Regions from separate parts of the Homo sapiens genome. Here regions 2, 3 and 4 are each linked to region 1. The links are chromatin loops, found by intact Hi-C in ENCODE. Cell type or tissue: GM12878. All regions are shown on one strand.

Region 1 (5,000 bases):
CTTACTAAGAGTTGGGCAGGCATCATCTTTGAATTTCATACCCAAAGCACAGGAGGCACCAAAATACTCCAAGTCTGTCTCAGGAAAGGGCATAAACATAGAAATGCAGCCTCCCAGAGGAATCTCAAAACCATCTGGTTCTCCCTCCCACCCAAAGCAGGAAACCCCTTCACAGCATCCCAGAAAGAGGGCCCTCCAGCTTCTGCTAACACACTTCCAGAAAGAGGTCCTCACTCCCTCACAAGGCAGCTTGTTCGGGTGCACCCAACTGCTGAAAAGTTTGTCCTGACATTGAGCTGAAGTCTGTCTCCCTGTAGCTTCCACCGCTGTTCCTGGTTTTCCATCTGGAATTCCAGAGAACAAATCAAATCAGCTCCCTCACCCCTGCAAAGAAGAAAGAAAAAAAAAAGATTTGAAACACGTTGGTTGTTCTTGAATATTTTCTTCAGGGTAATTGTGTCCGATTCTCCCACCCACTTTCCCCAGGACCTGGTCTCTAAACCCTGTGACCCCCGGTTGCCTGCCTCTTCAGGGCTGGAGGCCCATTTGAAATTGAACTTTGGGACTTGTCTTGCCTCTGTATTCTAGAGAAAGCCAGTGCCCCAATTTCAAACTGCTGCTGGAGGAGGGGTACTTTTTCTCTTCTCCTGGAGTTTTATCCCAGGTGGCGGGGATTTCACTAGCATAGCACTACTGGCCTCTCTCTGTCCCCTCATTTGCCTTACTTTAAGGGTAAACTGTTTGGGAATTTTGGAACGAATACCCTGGGATGCTTGGCTCAGGTCTCCTTCTATTCATTTATTTAAAAATAAATGGAAAAGTCATAGAAAGCTACCTGTGCCAGAGAATGTGAGTTCTGTGTGTTCCTGAATGTGGTCAGTTTTGTCTTAGGTTCCTCGGGAAACGGTGATTGCAGTAACCCACTCTGGGAGATACGTGCTAGGGAGTCCACCCACTTGCAGATAGAAGCCTCCTTCTCCTCGAGCTGCTGGAGAAGCAAGGTGTCATTGTGACTGATGGTTTCCAAATCACATGGGGGGAAGGAGTGCTCTTTATAATGTTCCCCTTAAGGCCCCCAAACCTGCATGTGATGGTTCAATGGGAACCCTGATATTTCTGCAGTTGGATGGTTTTTTTATACACGTGTTCTCAGACTATGCATAGTCACAGATATACAATTTTCAAAAAATAGTATCTTTAGACTGCATAAAACATTCTGAAAGAGCTACATAATTGTCTTCATTTTAAGTTTCCTTTTCAAACTTACCAGCAGTACTTTCATGAATGTCTAATCTAGACAATCCTTGATGAATTGACCTGAACAGAATCTCCCCATAATCCAATTCAGCATGGCTAGATGGCGACCACTTTAGCCTTATCTCAGCGAGACCCGTGACCTTTAAAATAATCACATTGTCCTCTCTATGCATCTTTAAGTACTTCCCTAATACATGGGGACAGGCCAGCCCTGGGACTGTAGTGCTCCTTCCTTAAAGAGATCTAAAACCTCCTCTACATCTCTCTTGTCCAACTGGCTGGAGCTATGTTTTTTTCCATGCGGTACTTCGTCAGAAAGCACCAAAAGTCAAAAAATTTGCATGCATACCCAAGCTGAAAACTTCAGCTTTTATTTTTCATTTTGAGAGTATGAAGTCTGAGTTCTTGTTCATACTCCATAAACTCAAAAGTCCTTTTCATCAACACCTTTTTTGAAATGATACAAGTTTCACCTACCCCAAAACACCATACAAAATATTTATTTTTTTAACTGCCATTTTGAAAACAGGTAGGTATAGAATATCTTCATTAGTTAAAAAGTACGTTTTTTCTTCCCTGTAGCTTTCCACTTAAAAAAATCTAAGTTTCCAGTTTCCTTTCCCCCAACAATTGTTTAATCGAATATTTTGACTTCTAGTACCAGTTAGAGGAATATATATATTAAGAGAACTATCCTTCTATTAGAAGGAAAAATGGCTTGCCCTTATCTAAATGATTTACACACAGAGGCAAACATTGTAATTCAGGAAACCACTTGCTGTGGTTCAGAGAACCAGAGAACTAACATCCCTTTTTTTTTTTTTTTTTAGTCTCCTTCTGTATTTTGTTTGTTTGTTTGTTTGAGACAGGGTCTTGCTCTGCTACCCAGGCTGGAGTGCAGTAGTGCAATCAGAGCTCACTGCAGCTTTGACCTCCCAGGCTCAAGCTGGCCTCCCATCTTAGCTTCCCAAGTAGCTGAGACTACAGGCGTGTGCCACCAAGCCTGGCTAATGTTTTTCTTTTCTGTAGAGATGGGGTCTCACTATGTTGACAGGGCTGGTCTCCGACTCCTGGGCCCAAGTGGTTCTTTTGCCATGGCATAGCATCTCATAGTGCTGGGATTACAGGCATGAGCCACTGTGCCCGGCCTCTTTGTCTCCTTCTGCTTGGACATCAGGAAGGTTCTCTCTCCCCACTGTCTCATTTGTACCCCACCATCTGTGCAGAGGCCTGGCCACTGCTTCTCTGGAAACTTCTCATGAATTCAGAATCCAACTCCCACTCCTAACGGAAACTCAGCAACCTCCTGGGACCTCCAAGTTCCCAACTTTGCCTTCCTTCTGCCTCTCTCAGCTGAAACTGAAGTGAGTCATTTGGAAAGCAAGTTGAAATTATTATTACTATTAATAATTATTTTAATACATTCACTCTGGGAAACTTTAAATTCTCTACCAACATGCGCATACGGAAGCTTCTCAACATAAGTCCTGACCTGGTCACCAGGCACGGAAGGAGACTTCCCAGTGGTATTTTATAGAAGAGGAAGTTGAGTCAAAGTGAGAATGAAATGACCTCTCAGCAGCTGGTAAATTTCATATTTGAGTTTCAAAACCAGATTCTCTAAGTCCAGCATTTCTCTTTTTATACCACACTCTCCACATCATCTCTAAAATGGGTGTAATTAGACCTATCTCATGCGATGAGAATAAAGAGTAAATGAAATGAGAGATGCAAAAAGCCCATCTTACTTGCAGTAAGTTGCTATAAATATAAGGCATGTTATCATGAATGCTTGAAAAGCTTAAAGCCTAGATTTTCTACTTCCAAGGTCCATGTCATCTGCCAAATGTCCCTTCTGAAGTTCAGTTACCTTATCTATCATTAATTAGTATTTATGTGTACCTGTAGGGTTGATATTTATTATAAAGTCTGTATTGGAGTCACTGGCATATAGTAGATGCTCATTAAAAGTCAGTTTCATTGTTTATGGGAACTCAATGATAACAGGGACTGATGTGAGCTTGAATCAGGAAGTCTTTATGAGTAGCGTTTTTTTAATACCTTCTCATTTAAAAAGAAATCTAAAACCTCCAAAAACAAAAGCAAAACACCAACAATGATTTTCATAATGTTCTAAAGCAGCAGCCCCCAACCTTTTTGGCACCAGGAGCCGGTTTTGTGGAAGACAATTTTTCCATGAACCAGGGGAGGTGGGGGAGGACTTAAGGATGATTCAAGCTCATTACATTTGTTGTGCACTTTATTTCTATTATTATTACATTGTAAAAATATAATGAAATAATTATATAACTCACCATTATGTAGAATCACTGAGAGACGTGAGCTTGTTTTCCTGCAAGTAGATGGTTCCATCTGGGGGTGATAAGAGACAGTGACAGATCGTCAGGCATTAGATTCTCATAAGGAGTGCACAACCTAGACCCCTCACATGTGCAGTTCACAGTGGAGTTTGTGCTTCTATGAGAATGTAATGCCACTGCTGATCTGACAGGAGGCGGAGCTCAGGTGGTAATGAGAGTGATGGGGACCAACTGCTGTGCAGCTCAGTCCCTAATAGGCCACCAGTACCAGTAGGTGGCCTGGAGGTTGGGGACCACTGTTCTGAAGTTCCCTGACTCAAATTAGTTAGTCCAGATGGGGTATTCTTTCACCCTGCAACCCATTATTTGAGTATGTAACTGTTCACCATTCATTCAACATAACTCCTTCCAGTGGCTACTCTGGGGAGTTTTGGCCCTGGAATTGGAATATGGAAATGCACGAGACACAGGTCCTGCCTTTAGATAGCAAAGGGTCGTAGGAGAGATGGCAGGGGATGAGTCATAGTAATAAGCGTGATAAGTAACATCAATTAACATTACTTATTCACTTATTTCATTGATAGTAATATTAATATCTGTGTAGAGGGGGCAGGGGAAGGAGCAAGCAACTGACAAAGAGCTGTAAGGAAAAAAAAAAAAAATCAGTCACTGGAGTGTACACTCCTGAGGAATACACTGCAGCTCTTCCGGATAAGTCAGAAGATCATTCCCGGCAGGAGGGGGCAGCCCCGGAAAAGGGAAAGGGACATTAAGTTCAAGGAATCATATAGGTTGGTACAAACGTCATTGCGGTTTTTGCCATTACTTTCAATGGCAAAAATGGTAATTATGTTTGCACCAACCTAATACGGCTGCCCATGGCAATGGTCAGCGTGTGATGGAGAGAGCGATATTCTACCGGGGCAGTTGCTGGCAGGGAGCTCTGATGAGGCAGGTGGGCCGTGATGGAAGGATACGGTGTATACCAGCACGTTAATTTTCAGAGAAGAGCGTCGTTAGTGCTTTCCTCTCTGCAAGCCCCCTGCCCTGCCTGTATCTGCAAGGCCTATTGGTTCTCCACGGAGCCGGACTCTGACTCGCTCCAGCACAAAATGCCTAAGCCCTCGGAGGTGCTCCGTATTGTGAGGGCCACCAGGCCCCGCCAGGCGGTGGGGGTGAGCCGTGAAAGGAGGAGAGGGCCCAGCCTCTCAAAACCTGTTTAAGACAACATGAAAAACCACTCACGTACTTTCAAATAGGTGAAATTTCACTTTCAGCTTTATTTACCTGAGAATGAATTTCAGTCTGAAGAGGCCTTTATGTCGTTGGAGCCGAAGCACCCGAGATATAAGCAATTTTCAACGAGAGTACTACACATTTGTCTTTATAACAATTTGTGTGTAACAGCTTTTATGCAAATGA
Region 2 (5,000 bases), 160 kb before region 1:
ACCGAAATCACCACTCTGCACCATACTTAGCTGCCCTCCAGGGCACTGCTTGCTTTGAGTCAATGCCCTTTATTTTGCACTCGTGGAATGTGACTGTGTTTCTCTCACCTTGGCCTTGAGATTCAGCTGAATAGAGTAGGAGGAGGTGACCTTTTCAAGAGGCGGCAGTGAGCAACTCTGTGCTGACTCACCCAGGAGAGCCAGAGACACACCTCTGCCCAACCTCTGCTGCCGATGTTCCAGTTACTATCGGTGTGTACAAGTCATCCCTCACATTAGTCAGATTGCACTGCTATGACAAAACACTATGGACTGGTGGCTTATAAAAAACAGATATTTATTTCTCATAGTTGTGGAGGCTGGAAATTCAAGATCAAGGTGCCAGCATGGGCCAGTTCTAGTGAGGGCTCTCCTTTGGTGTGCGGACTGCCGTCTTCTCATTATAGTCTCACATGTGGGAAAGAGGGCTACAGAGCTCTCCAGGGTCCCTTTATTCAGGGCACTGATCTCATTCATGCGGCTCCATGCTCTTGACCTAATCATTTCCTAAAGGCCCCACTTTCAAATACCAACACCTTGGGGGTTGGAATTTCAATACATGAATTTTGAGGGGGACACTTTCAGCCCATTGGACCTTTAAACTTAGCAGTTTACAGCCACCATTTTATGATGTTCACACATTCTGTTGGTTAAGAATTTGGAAAAGGAGACCAGCTAGGCCAATCTCCCATGGCACAGGATCTCTGAGGCCTCAGCCAGGGAGACTCAAGCAGCAGTGGTGACTCAAAGGCCCAGGTCTGGAATCATCTGGTAGCATCTTCATTCACATCCCTGGTACCTGGGGTTGTTGATGAGATAACATACACACAGCCTCTTCATGTGGCCTGGGCTTCCTCACAGCGTGGCTGCCTAAGGATATTGAGGCTTCTCACATGGCCACTCTGGGCTCCAAGCATGACTGTTCTATAGTGAACAAAGTGGAAGCAATGTGTTTGCTATTATGTTTGTTTGTTCTTGAAGTCACACATGGTCACATCTGTTGTCTTCTATTAGCTACAGTGAATCACTCAGATCAGCCTAGACTATAAGGTTGGTGCAAAAGTAGTGGCAAAACCATAATTATTTTTGCACCAACCTAATAGACTATCTGGATGCCCACAAGACTGCACTCCCTTCAAATGCTGTGGGAGAAGAGTCCTCCCCAATGTCTTCCAGCTTCTGGTGGTTCCAGGCATTCCTTGGCTTGGACACATATTCATTTATTTATGTGTCTCACTGGATTATGAGTCCTGGAGAACAGGGAATATGTCTAATACATGTTTGAATTTCCAGAACCCAATTGTAGATCTAGCACCATAGAGGGTGGCCAGTAAAGATTTGAAGCATAAATGAGTCAATGAATGCATGGGTGAATGAATGTATAATGTGGGATGATCTCTCTTCATGGGCAGCCAAGTTGCTAATCATTTGGACTCCTTTCTACATGAGTGGAGTTTTCTTGTCCTTTGTTTTGGAGGAAATGAACCTTATTTGTGATTTGTATTTTGATAGCCTAATAAGGATTTTCTCAATTGCTGGAGGGCTGTAGGCGTTGATGAGCTCACAGGTGTCTTTTAGCACTAACATTATGTATTTTCTTTTTGCTATTTGACCCTGTGATCTGCTTCCAAGACTAATGGGTTGCTTTTTGGATTAACTGTATTAATCGATGTGCTGTAGAGATGTGATTGCTGTAAGCACCTTTCATCGGGAGGAAGGTGAATGAAGAACTCGGGCCTTTGGAAAATACATCCATGTGGCCTGTGTGCTGGGTCATGTAACATGTGTGTTTGCATAGATTGCATCTTCATAAACATCCCTTTTATGCCATCATGGTTTAAGTTAAAAAAGAATTTCATTGGCAAAGTGATTAGCTGCAGGGGGCAAAAATCATTCCAGTGAATACTGTTTTTCCCTTTGATACATCTCCAAATTGATGTTTCCATCTCATTGTTTTTGTATTTGTTTTTTAACTTTATCTAAAGATTTTTTTAAAATGAGAATTATTTAACAAAAGGCAAACTCTCACCACTTTCTTATGTAAAGCTGATGTGACAATGCAAGTGTCAACAAGAGGGCAAGATCCGTCTCAGGGAAATCTTGAAACCTCTAAGTGGAATTTGCATAAAATAGTTCTGGTATTATTATTCACTATTCTTTCCCTGACAGATATGTCAAGGCCTTGAAACCTAAAAGAACAATTATGCTATTGTATCTCTCAGAGGATTCAAGGGGTGTGTCTTTGGTGGAAAAAGTGCTATTAGAGCTTTGAAAGCCGTTAAAAGGCAACCCAAGGGACTCTTTAGCTAGTCATTTTATAAAGAATGCCTCTGCTTTAAGTGTCTTAAAGTACGTTTATTCAACTCTTACTTTCGGCTTAAAAAAACCCTGCTAATAATTAATGTCTGTACATTTTTTAAACGTTTGCATTAGCTATAAATAAAAACTTTAGATGGAGTCATCATTAAGTTTAACTATGATTCTTGTGTGATGGGACCTGTACCTTTGTCAAATGCCTTGCAACAAATTACCTGTAAGCTTTTTTTAAAAATTATTTTTTATTTAGCTAGCATAGTGGAAGCCATTGCCATAACCAATTATGGAGCAAATCAGGAACTAATCAGTAAATTCTTTCCCTGCATAAGCTGGCTTAACGTAACATGTCTGAACATTAAAAAAGAAACATTGATAAGGCATGTCTCGTTGCAGCTGGATGGGGTGCGGTAGGCAGTGATCCGACTTTAATTTCCTCTGAAACCTGCTGATTAGGTTATTCTCTGGTTCGGCTGGGTTTCCCTGGAAAAAGGCAATGCCAACTTTTGATGAGAACAGTTTTGAAATTCAAGAAAGACACAGAAAGGCACAAAATGCTTCTGTCACTTAAGGTGATAAAGCCAGTACCGAAAATGAATGAACCAGGGAAAACTTCAGTCAAAATGCTGCAAAGACGGTGCGGTCAGGGAAATTTTGATTCCAATGACCAAGAACTAATAATATTCACTGGCATGGATGAGTGCTCTGTGTTTTTAACAAGCGGTAAAGTGGTGTTCATTTTGTATACTTTAAACAATCCCAAGATGTTATTCATTTATTTTCATGGGTGTGTTCTTTCACTTCATAGTTTTTGGGAGTGAGAGGTGCCCTTGAATCCATCTACTTGGACCTACTGTTTTATGGATAAGAAAAGGAAGATTCAAGATGGGTAAACTGAGTCCAGTTATCCAGTGATGAAGGACGGAAGAGACCTGTGTAGGCTGTGAATACCCCCAATATCCATGCCTCCTCTTCCATAGTTACAGAATTCTGGCTGACGCAAGGGTAACCTTAATACTGTGCATTTTCCCACAGTCCTGTGTAGCTATGCAAAGCCATGTGCTATGGGTCCAGCCTGATAAAAGTGAAAGTGGCCTGTAAAATTCCTGGAAAACACTCCGATTTTCTCTTCCACTAGCACAGGACCAGCCACCTTGGAAATGGAGGCATATACAGAGTATAGCAACATAGAAGGAGACTGACTCCATAGGGCACCATCCCAATCCTGGCCTGCCTGCCTCCACGTAGGTGAGAGAAAAAAAGCTCTGATTGCTTAGGTCACTGTAATTTTGGGTCTAGTTCCTCGCATCCATACTTTACCTTAAACAAATGTAGTAACTACTGAAAGTGCTCCAGGCCGGGTGCAGTGGCTCATGTCTGTAATCCCAGCACTTTGGGAGGCTAAGGCGGGCAGATTACTTGAGGTCAGGAGTTTGAGGTCAGCCTGGCCAGCATGGTGAAACCCCATCTGTACTAAAAATACAAAAAAAAAAAAAAAAAATTAGCCGGGCATAGTGGCGCATGCCTGTAGTCCTAGCTACCTGGGAGGCTGAGGTAGAAGAATAGCTTGAACTTGGGAGGCGGAAGTTGCAGTGAGCAGAGATTGTGCCACTGCGCTCCAGCCTGGGCGACAGAGCAAGACTCCACCTCAAAAAAAAAAAAAAAAAAAAAAGTGCTCCTTTGGCTCCAAGAAGTGTGTTGAATGGGTTACTTCTGTCAACCTTTTCCAAGCATGGTGGCAACACAGCTAGAATCTAGTGGTCTTAAGCACCCTACTGGATGCTGTTCCCCCAATGGACAATGGTGTCATTTACTTAGGAATCTCAAGCACCCAGCAGAATCTGATACTCAGAAAGTGCTCAATCAAATTTTATAAGAGTTCAATGAATGAATAACACTATATGTAAGGATTCTAGATTGTCTCTCTGCTATACCACATGGTACCCTGGTTGTACTCGGTGGAGAAGTACAAGTTTAAGCTCGAAATTTTGTCCTGATCCCTGTCTCAATGTATTGTTTGATGACAAAATGATTCACTAAAGCCTTGTGGATTTGTCTCTTGCTTGTTCTTTTTTCTTTTTCCTTTCTGGTATTGTTGCATTTCAATATGATATAAACAGAGCATAAATCTTGGCTCTTGCCAACTGCTGTTTGGTTGGAATTGCCTGTATTGTCTTGACATTTGTTGAAGTCTTTAAATTAACAGAGGAAAGAATTGATTTTAAAAATGGCATTTGCATTAAGAGTTATAAATGGGCAATTTGGGAAGCATGAAGACAGATATGGAAAGTTATGCACAAATACTACAATTAGCATAGCAGTGGGGTCTTGACTCCATGAAATATACAGTCTTGTACATTCCTCGGGGACATATGTTATGTAGAGTATATGTGTGGCATCATTTGTATATCCAAGACTCATAGGTGAGCCAGAGGGTCACTTCCAACCTGGACAAGCTACAAAATCTCAGATTATTGGTGGATTTCAGGCCTGTTTTCCCCCCTGATGTCTTGAGTTTTCAAATACCTTTGTAATGGTTTTGGACAGACCTTATTTTTATATGGGATTAATGGCTGGCTCTTTTCAGGATCCCAGCTCAAGAAAATCTCACCGTACCCACAGGGTGAAAAGCACTGCCAGGATCCCAG
Region 3 (5,000 bases), 100 kb before region 1:
GAAGTAATGTTTCAAAAGACTATCAGGTGAATTGAGTGTGAGGCCAAAGAGAAGGCCCAGCATAGCATAAGAAGCTTAAAAGTGGGTTTAATGAACAGTAATTCTTCCTGTTCATTCCTTCCTTTTAACCATAGGCATTTTACTTTGCACAGTGAGGTGAGGGTGAGGGTGGGAACTTGAACCAGGGTCTCAGAAGATTATACAAAGTATAGCACATGGAAGATGTTCAAGGATCATTTATCAAATCAAAGAGTGAATGAACCCATGATGGAAGGAGTGAACACACAGCCTGAGCACTCAAGAAACTTCCAGACCCTTGGGTAGAAAGCATGGCATTGCCAAGGGAGCTCTCACAGATCACAGTGGGTTTCAGCCCAGGTGAGGGGAATGGGTATAGGAGGACTCCCAGGATGCAGGCATGTTGAAGAGGAAGCAGGGGCGCTTTAGGCCTTGGGGCTGGCAGGAGCAAAGGCATCTAGGCTGTGTTGTGCCCAGCACAGGACAGCAGCATAGCAGGTTGATTGGAGGATGCCAAGGAGCAAGACGGGAGCTCCAGGAGGAGGGACCCTGACTGTCAGGCTAAAGATCTGGTATCAGTCTGGCGACAGTGAGGGGCAGCTGGAATCCGGGCCACCTTTGGGACGTGCCCCTCCAGCAGGAGCAGTAGCAGCAGCAGCAGCAGCAGCAGTCATGTGGGCCGGAAGCATGGAGAGTCACCCTTGGTTTCTCAGACTGGAGGGAGGGCCTCCCGCTTCCCATTCCTGAGCACCACCCTCTCCGATTACTAACATATCACCCACCTCCATTTGGGATTTGAAAAATTCGAAAATATCTTATTCACACCTATGTATATCACTTCTCGACTTGAAGTCTAACATGCTCCCCAATTTACATATAATTCGTTTGACTCGTGTAAACTGCATTAACAAAAAGAGGAGCAATGCGATAAATTACTAGTGACAGAGGCCAGCCTGGATTGCAATTATTTTTATAAGCCCCTGGTAAGCAATGATGTCCTGTTTTTACAGCACATAATATCCCAGCATTATTGAAATGCCAGCAGCGTCCACGAAGCACATCTGTGCTAACCGGTCACACAGGTAGCAGGGCCATGAGAAAGTACAGTGGCTGGAGAGGCCCAGTCCTGCTCCGTGGCCTTGCAGTCATCATAGTCTGGTGCGCTGTGGTCCCCTCCAACAGGAGCGAGTTGGAGTGGAAGGCGTGCATGGAGATTGCAGCTGGGTGGGCTTGGATTCTGATCTCCTTATTATCTTTCTAGTTATAAAAATTGAGCAAACCTCTTCGTCTCTCCTGACACCCGAGTTTCTGGCCTATAAAGTGGGAATGCTAATAGGGGTAGCTCTCCTGTATTGTATCAGGGAAGGAGGAGAGACACGGAATATCTAAACTAACAATGATACCAGCTAATAGTTTGTTATTAATTTATTTATTTATTTATTTATTTATTTATTTATTTATTTATTTATATTTTGAGACACGGTCTCACTCAGTTGCCCAGGCTGGAGTGCAGTGGTGCAATCATGGCTCACAGCAGCCTCAACCTCCCAAGTAGCTAGCTGGGACTACAGGGACCCACCATCATGCCTGGATAATTATTTTTGGTATTTTTTGTAGAGACAGAGTTTAGCCATGTTGCCCAGGCTGGCTGGCCTCAACCTCCTCGGCTCAAACTATCTGCCCTCCTTGGCCTCTTGAAATGCTGGGATTACAGGCAGGAGCCACCGTGCCAGACAACACTAGTATTTATTGAGTATATACATGTGCCAGGCACAAAAGTATGTGCTTGAGATTTGTTTTCTGATTTAACACTGCGGGCTCCCCTCTGAAGCGGGTGTGATGAATATAATTGCTATTTTACAGGAAATGAGATGAAGAGGTAAAAAAGCGAAGTATGTACCCAAGATTACAGCTAAACTAGGACTTGAACCCATGTCTGTCTGAAGTCCGAGCTGAAACTTTGGCCACTAAATTGCCCTGTCTCACTACAGGTAAACGATCTTCAGAGCATCCTCACTTGCAGGAGGGGAGATGAACATGAGAAGCTCCCAGGGGAGGTGATCTGGGTTTGGGCACACTGACCCCAGGTGTGCTTAAGGATAGAGAGTTCATCTTCATACCTGCTAATCAGTTCTCTTGGCCCCAAAAGATGTACAGGGTGTGGTTGTGTGTTTTGCAAATCTGAATAGCGCAAATCTGAAATTTTGATTTATAATGTATCAATCATCTTAGTTTACGCACAGATTTTGAACTAATGCAAACCCTACTTTACATTTCCTGCTCCAGAGAATTAATCTTGAATTGTGCTAGTTTTGAATTATGTGAGGCCTTTGGGAATAGGCCTACATCCCTCGCAAGAAAATTAATCACCCTATAAATGACTTAACCCGCCTCTCAGGGCTTTGCGGTGGAGACTGAATGCAAGAATGCAAATTAAGTGACCAAAAACCCGCATTCGCAATACCTGAGTTTGCTCCCCTCTCCTAAGTGAGTAAACTCCACCCCAAAGTGGCCTCCAGCCCCCTGGTTCTTCCTTCCTGCTGCCTGCAGGTTTCCAAACTCCCCCTGGGGCGTCAAGTGCCAGCTCAAAGATCCCCCCAAAACTTGATCTACCCCACAAGCACCACTACTTCATGCAGGGCAGTGTGCCCCTGGTTCTGTCTTTGCCTTCTCATCAAGTCAGGGCCGGAAGACACATCAGTGTGTTCTCCCCATCACCGGTGACTGCAGAGAAGGGCCCAGCAGAACAAACACTTTTTTAAAACGCTGCAAATAGACAGGTGGATGAAAATTTTCAGATGTGTGAAATACTGTCTTGGGCCCCATGGCAATTTCTGGATCTAAGTTTGTGATTTCTAGTTTAATCTTTATCTTCTCCTCCTCCCACTGTCTCAGCATCTAGGCTGGGGATCTTTGGCCCACAGAAACCACATCTTTCTTGCTAACCTGTTGTCTTCTTTTCTATGCAACCCCACTGCTGGGGGAAAGGCCAAGATGGAGGACTTCATTTGATTTATTTTACAGAAAGCCAATGCTGGAAAACTCTGTAGTGGTGGGTGGTATTGTTTGACACCTTCCTTTTCAGGGGAAGAAGCTGAGACCCAAAGGGGCAACTTGAGCCACCTGAGGTCACTCTGTGGATAAGCAACAGCTCTCAGAGGTTTGCGTGAGACAGGCCGGAACTACTTCTCTCTGCCCTCCCAGGATCTTTGCATGACATGATATGAAACCAAGATTCTCAACAACCAAGATTCTTCTGTGGGGCCCAGCAGAAGTATCTGAGGAATCTTTTCAAAAATCTGCATGAACTTGCTAAGGCTGCCATTAACAAGTTCCACTTTTCTGGGTGGCTTAAACAACAGAAATGTATTTCCACACAGTCGTGGAGGCTGGAAGTCCAAGGTCCAGGCATCCACAGGTTTGGTCTCTTCTGAGGCCTCTCTCTGTAGCTTGTAGATGGCCGCCTTCTCCTTGTGTCTTCCCACAGTTATCCCTCTTTCTGTATCTGTGTCCTGATCTCTTCTTATAAGGACACCAGTCATATTGGATTGGTGGACTCATTTTTAACTTAATTACCCTTTTACAAATTCGATCTCTAAATACAGCCACATTCTGAGGTACTGGGAGGACTTGTTCTATTTGAATTTTTTTTTTTTTTTTTTTTTTTTTTTTGTGGAGGGACACAATTTGCTCATAATAATGTGTCCCCTGGCCCTTCAAAACTCATGTCCTTTCTGCGTGCAAAATACACTGACTCCATTTCAACGTGTTCAAAAGTGTTAACTGATTCCAGCATCAACTCTAAGTCCAAAAGCTCACCTAAATAGCATCTAAATCAGATGTGGGTGAAACTCAAGGTATGATTTATTCAGAGGCAAAATTCCTCTTCAGCTGTAAACTTATAGAACCAGACAAGTTCTCTGCTTTCAAAATACAATGGTGGGGCAGGCATAGCATAGATATCCTATGGGAGAAATCAGAAAGAAGACAGGAGCCACAGGTCCCAAGCAAATTCCATTAGATCTTAAGGCTCAAGAATAACCCTCTTTGACTTCATAATCTATGGACCACCTGGTCCCTCCCTAGCAGCTTCTGTGGTGGTTTCTCGTCATCTCCCACCATTGTCCCAGCAAATAAATACTATGACCCAACAACTCACCATGTGCCAGAAACATTTCCTGTATGTCAGTCAACTCATTACATTCTCACCAGGGCCCTAAGAAAGAAGCCCAGTGATCAATTCCATTTGACCAAGGAAGAAAGTAAGACATAGAGAGGTCAAGTTCTTCGGCCAGGGCCACGTAGCTTATTAATGGAGTTGCTGGGACTTGAACCCAGCCAGTCTGACCCCAGGGCCTTTTCTTATACCGAGACCTTGGCATTCCAGGTGAGGCTCCTGCTCACCAGTGTTAGACAATCTCTGACCTGTTGTGTCAGCTCCAAGTGTTTACTGGTGTAAATGTTTCTTCTCCTCATCCCCAGAAGGAGTTAAATGAGACAGAAGTCCTCCTCGTAATCCTCTCGGTGCTCCTGTAGCTGGGACAATGTGTGATGCACAGAACACTTATAAGTGTCTGTTAGTGATGAGTGAATTGGGGGAGGCTGTGGTCCTTCCCTGAAAAGGTGAACCAATTAAAACTCAAAATCACCTTAGCAAGATACCAAAGAGCAGAATTTCAGTGGTCCCAGCCCCTCTGGAAGCCCCTGGAAGCTTATTTTCATTCTGAATAGACCTCCTTTGCTTTGCCTCACAGAGAGTGCTTCCATTCAACCAGTAATTAGTGTCTCTAAGTGGAATCTACTTAAGAAAGGACACAAAGCCTGAGAAAGTTGTATTATGCCATTTATAAATGTCCGGTGATCTGCTGCTGCACTGTGATTCACGGAGCTGAAATAAATGATTTGCTTCAAAAAAAAATTATGAACGTTCATTCCGCTGGTAGAATCTCTTAATTCCCGTTACACATGTCAGCATATTATGA
Region 4 (5,000 bases), 240 kb before region 1:
AGGCACAAATTCACATGTGAATTCTCATCTTCTACTTCCTAGGGCAGTAGGGAGAGCTAAGATGTCAAAATGTCAAGAGTAGACATTGAGGCCTTTCCCCCTTGCCTTGGCCCTGGTTGTGACCACTGCAACACCATTCTTTCTACTACTTGGGCTTGACTGCCATCTCCATGACCTCTTCCTCTGATACGCTCCTCTGCCCAGTCTTCTCACCCCAGATCCCAACATCAGGACTTCTCTCTTATTACTGTTAATGTAAACTTTACTTCCTTTTTATTGTATTAAAGCAATGCAAGTTCATTGTGAAAACAGAAATACTTACCACTTACCGGATGCTAACTGAAGGGCTGGAAGCCATGAAATCCTAGAGAAAGAAAGAGGACTAAAACAAAGCCCCTTCCCTCAAGGAGCTCCAATCAATGAGGAAGCCAAAAATAAAGACATTTACAGTGTAATGTCACAAATGCTATTAGAGGTCTGCACAGGATCCTAAGAAAATAGAGAACAGGGACACTGAACACAGACAGGGGGAGTCAGAAAGTCTTCTTTCTTCCATTTCTAATATTTTTTCATTTATAAATGTATCAATATATCTACTCTTCCATCCAATAATAGTTTATTGAACATTTATTGGGTACTAGGTATTATCCTGGAAATACAGTTGCAGAACTTGGGCTGAAGCCCACGTTTTCTGTCACCAGGTCCCATGGTATTTGTTCTTGCTGTTGTACGGTGCTGTTATAATCCTTTAAAACAAAACAAGGAAACTGAATGGGTTTTGGTATTGCATCCACCCAGGTGGAGTAAAGTCAGTAACTCAGCATGATGAAAGCACACACCAGGCTCATTAATCAAATACTCTGGTTAATAGAGAGTTCTCATATATGCCATGCATGAATTACCAGTTTTCAAAGAATTATAATACAACAAAATATACTGGAACCATACAGCTCATAATTGAATCTGCTTTCGATGTGACAGAAGTCACCTGAAGGGCTGTGTTTAAGAGCCATCAACTTTGGAATGTCATACGTGCATAAGGCAAGCCAGTGCAAAATTAACAGCTCTTGGCTCTTACTAACCTGCTGTTTTTGAAAATAGAAAACTCAAACCCACTAAAAAACAAGAATAGGTATACCTTAACCAAATCTGCCATATAAAAAGGGAGGGAAAAATATACCTCACAATTGCAAGCACAAATATATCTTAACATTATTTTCAAATAACCAAAGCCCTTATGTGTGTATTTAGGGGCATGCTTAGAAAATGTATGTTCCATGGTGGAGGTTACTGAAGGACATTTGACAATCCAGAAGGTTTTTTTTTTTTTAGAGAAAGTCTTTGTTTTTTAGGTTTTATTGCAAGTTGCCTTTAATTGTAGTTGGGTTTAATAGACATGCTGGTTAGGGGGTTCTGGTATTGTCTAAACTCTTGAAGACCTGGGGATGCTGGGATGTCTGAGAAGCACACAGGCTGGTGTGGATGGATGCTCTGAGTCAGCAGTGCCCAGTTTATGTTTCATGAGCAAAAAGCTTCCCAGGCTGGGTGAATTTGGATACCACATCACAGAGTTCCCCTTTGGGGGACTCCAGTGCATGTTAGTCTAGTAAAGCCTCTGATAAGTCCTGTAGCAGAGAATCCCATTTTACTTCCCTTAGCTCAGAGTTTCTCAAGAATTCTGTTTTATCACCTTGGGGAGTAAGTATTCTGACAAATATGTTTTGGGTTGCTGGCCCAAACCCATCTGTTGTGAGGATATCTGGCTTGCTGTCTTCCAGCTGAGGGGGTTCAGAAACTGTCAACCATTCTTTCTTTCGTTATTCAGCATGCATGCTCTGAACACCTGGTCTGCATCTTGGAGAGTTCAGATGATTCTTTACGTGGAAGCCTAAGGCCTGGAACAGCTATAGTGTGGGTTCTGATGCCGTAGATAGAACTACTTTAATAAGTTATAAGTAATGTTTAATAATTGTATATTTGAAACAACAGCAAATGAAATCCTGGCCCTTAATGTAGATTGCATGCTTTATTCTGGGAAATAAACCTAGCCTTTCCTTTCTGGTATTAGATGAGTCATCTGTTCATACAAAAGAGCTTGAAATTGTTTTGAATCTAGAATGTAACCATGGCTCATTCTCTGAGGTTTAGAGAAGTCAACAGAGTTCAGTACTGATTTTTTATTTTGCAAAATGAATGAGCTTCCAACGCTTCTTAATTGTGACTTGCTGAGTCTCTCACGACTTTCTGGAGGAACTGCTCCCTTCCTCATACCCACGTGAGATAAAAGCTTGTTTTTCTCATCTAGTGAATCATTTGAGATGAGAAAGTGAAGACATTCATGAGGACAGGTGTCAGCAGCACTTGGAAGAGAAGCTGATGCCACTTGCAAACCCACTAGAGAGAAAGCGCTGGAAGAACAGGCCCTGCCTGCCTTCTTCATGCTTCATCCTCGGCACCTGGGACAGTGCCGGGTGCTGTAAACTTTCAATGAGCATTTATTAAATTAGTGAGTGAATGAATGAACAAACAAACAAATTAATGAAACAGTGATTCTTCAAAAAGCTCTGACTATGGGAGTGTGTAGTAAGAAAGGCAGAGATAGCAGTTTCTGGATTAGGTGTTGCCACAATAAAGCTGCATAGCAAGCCACCCCATAACTCAGTGGGTGACACTCACCAAGCATTTATTTGTTTTATTCCTTGGTTTGTAGATCAGCTGGCATGCGGAGAGGGATCTTGTTACCTTGTTATCAGGCTTTGGGTTGACTGGGCCTGGCTTTGAGCTTCAGGTGTGTCCAGAACTGTCACATGTCTGTCATTCTCCTTGGACCAGTGGCCAAGGGCATGTTCTCCTGGCCCTTGGCATGAGTTCAAATGCCAAACTAACTCACATCCTAGAGGCCTCTATGTAAGGTATGTCTTCTAACATTCCATTAGCCAAAGCAAATCACATGACCAAGCCCCAAATCATTGGGTTGGAGAAGCGTCGTGGTGGGGGCCGGGGGAAGAAGAGAGGATATCAACAGAGCAATAATGCTACCACAAATGCATGTTTTTCAACATGTATTTCTCTAAAGTTGGTAGAGAACGATCTCAAAACAGGTTTCAAGCTTTCTGGTGGTCAAAGGGAAGGAGGAAACATGTTCAGGTATTGAATTCCCAGTGACCTCACACACATAAGCTGGGACTGCCATGTATTCAGAAGGTTCTAGAGAAATAAGCACTCAGCCATCATTTTGTCTCATCATTGGCAGCATTTTCTGAGGACCCAGTGTGCATGCCTTTGGGCTGGATGCTAGCGGCATGTCGACCCTTCCATTCCCCTGACCCCTCACAGCACCCCCTGCAATTGCCTTAAGCAGTGAAGCTGTGACACTGTCCACGAGAGCTGTCTCACAGATCCATAAGGAGCATTGTTGAGTCCATAGCTTCTGCCCCACTGGAAAGCTCTTTTATTCAGGTCCAAGCTAGAACTCCATCTTCCTGCCAAGTCAGACATATCAGCAGTCTCTGCAGAGTGGCAGAGGCTCTGGGGCTTTCTCAGAGACCAGGAGCAAAGAGCCCTGTTTCCCTGATGGCAGCATCTTCAGGATTAGTAGAAAAGTGGAAAGGGGGACCAAGAGATTCAGGGCTAGAGAAATACCATGTGCACACTGAGCAGCAGAAGTCTGAACTTAAAGCAACTGTGGTCAGAATGACTGAGAATTACTTAAAAGTATGGCTCTATACCCCTGTGCAAAATAACGCACACAGGGTGCACTTGAGTGAGGTTGCATGCATAAAGAGTTGGGTTCATTACCTGGCACAGGGGTAAAGTCTTAATCAAAGGTTTCTTTATAAAACCAAAATTGCCGAGAGAAAGGTGCTCCCAGGCCCAGCAGAGAAAGGGTTTCATTAATAGCATTTGGGTAGAGTGGTGAGCAAAGACTAGAACCTAGGGAGCGAGGGATTGTAATTGTTGAATAGGGAGTTCTGCTGGAGGCTTTCGGGTCATTTTTCTGAGGATGTTTCACTGATTCCCTCTGCCTCTTTCATGAAAGCTTGGCCGAGATCATCCTTTAAAGATGAGAAGAGGAGCAAGACTCAGTGGACCCACTGTCTCCTGGGGTCAGGATGTGGGTGCCTGGAATGGGCGTAGCAGCAAGCCTTAGCAAAATGACTGTCCTTGATCACGGGCTGCTCTGGGCAACTCCCCAGGTTCTTCATAACCTGTTACCTAATTTGTGAATTACGTTTCAATGTGTTTGTCTCCACACTAAGGCCAGGACTGCATTTCATTTGTTTTTGTACCACCACATCCAGCATGGTCCCTGGTGCTGCCCAGGTATTCATGACTTTTTATCAAATATGGAATGAAAAATCCAGCAGGGAAAGAGTCACATCTTTTTTTTTTTTTTGAGACGGAGTCTCACTCTGTCACCAAGCTGGAGTGCAGTGGCATGATCTCGGCTCACTGCAAGCTCCACCTCCTGGGTTCATGCCATTCTCCTGCCTCAGCCTCCCGAGTAGCTGGGACTACTGGCGCCTGCCACCACGACCGGCTAATTTGTTGTATTTTTAGTACAGACGGGGTTTCACTGTGTTAGCCAGGATGGTCTCAATCTCGTGATCTCGTGATCCACCCTCCTCGGCCTCCCACAGTGCTGGGATTACAGGCGTGAGCCACCGCGCCCGGCCAAAGAGTCACATCTTGCCTTCCTGCACAGGTTTATCTCCCTTTAATTTATCTCCCACATTCTAGCCAGGATGACTAGGAAGTTAGGCCACCTTTAAAGAGCTTGTGCATTAGTCATGAGACTTTGGACAGATCACACAACTTTTTTAGACCTTAGTTTCTTCATCAGTAAAATATGGAGGCCAGGGACTGCTGTAATCAGTAAACGTAATGAAGCGTGCACAGTGCCTGGCACGTGACAAGAACTCAACACACCAGCACTCCTCGTGCCTTTAAAGCAACATACTAGTCTTGCACTGCCTCTCTTGAAACCCTTTCTGTTTATC

The links. Hi-C counts contacts between places; a loop is a spot of excess contacts. Peaks named below come from ENCODE experiments on the same cell type or tissue, not always from the same donor. Only the 100,000 strongest peaks of a DNase experiment are listed, where the experiment ranks them.
Region 2: it touches region 1 in a loop (2.1-fold over the local background); 1 of 110 quality-filtered maps calls a loop at or near these places.
Region 3: it touches region 1 in a loop (5-fold over the local background); 1 of 110 quality-filtered maps calls a loop at or near these places.
Region 4: a loop joins it to region 1, with 7 times the contacts of the local background. A loop is called at or near these places in 1 of 110 quality-filtered maps.

What each region holds. Positions count from the first base shown.
Region 1 is chr14:97,541,983-97,546,982 of GRCh38, forward strand. The region is part of intron 3 of LINC02325 (long intergenic non-protein coding RNA 2325); the gene reads left to right. Among named protein-coding and RNA genes, the nearest start is that of LINC02325, 86 kb to the left of the region's middle. RefSeq lists an enhancer at 1-933. In GM12878, no CTCF peak of the experiment used is centred here; a DNase peak (open chromatin) is centred at 2,859; H3K27ac peaks cover 327 bases.
Region 2 is chr14:97,380,604-97,385,603 of GRCh38, forward strand. No RefSeq gene overlaps it. Among named protein-coding and RNA genes, the nearest start is that of LINC02325, 76 kb to the right of the region's middle. In GM12878, no CTCF peak of the experiment used is centred here; a DNase peak (open chromatin) is centred at 2,207; H3K27ac peaks cover 1,196 bases.
Region 3 is chr14:97,439,463-97,444,462 of GRCh38, forward strand. No RefSeq gene overlaps it. Among named protein-coding and RNA genes, the nearest start is that of LINC02325, 17 kb to the right of the region's middle. RefSeq lists enhancers at 612-1,112, 3,022-3,351. In GM12878, no CTCF peak of the experiment used is centred here; a DNase peak (open chromatin) is centred at 3,116; H3K27ac peaks cover 1,522 bases.
Region 4 is chr14:97,304,803-97,309,802 of GRCh38, forward strand. No RefSeq gene overlaps it. Among named protein-coding and RNA genes, the nearest start is that of LINC02325, 150 kb to the right of the region's middle. RefSeq lists an enhancer at 1,702-1,771. In GM12878, no CTCF peak of the experiment used is centred here; DNase peaks (open chromatin) are centred at 1,659 and 2,249; H3K27ac peaks cover 3,751 bases.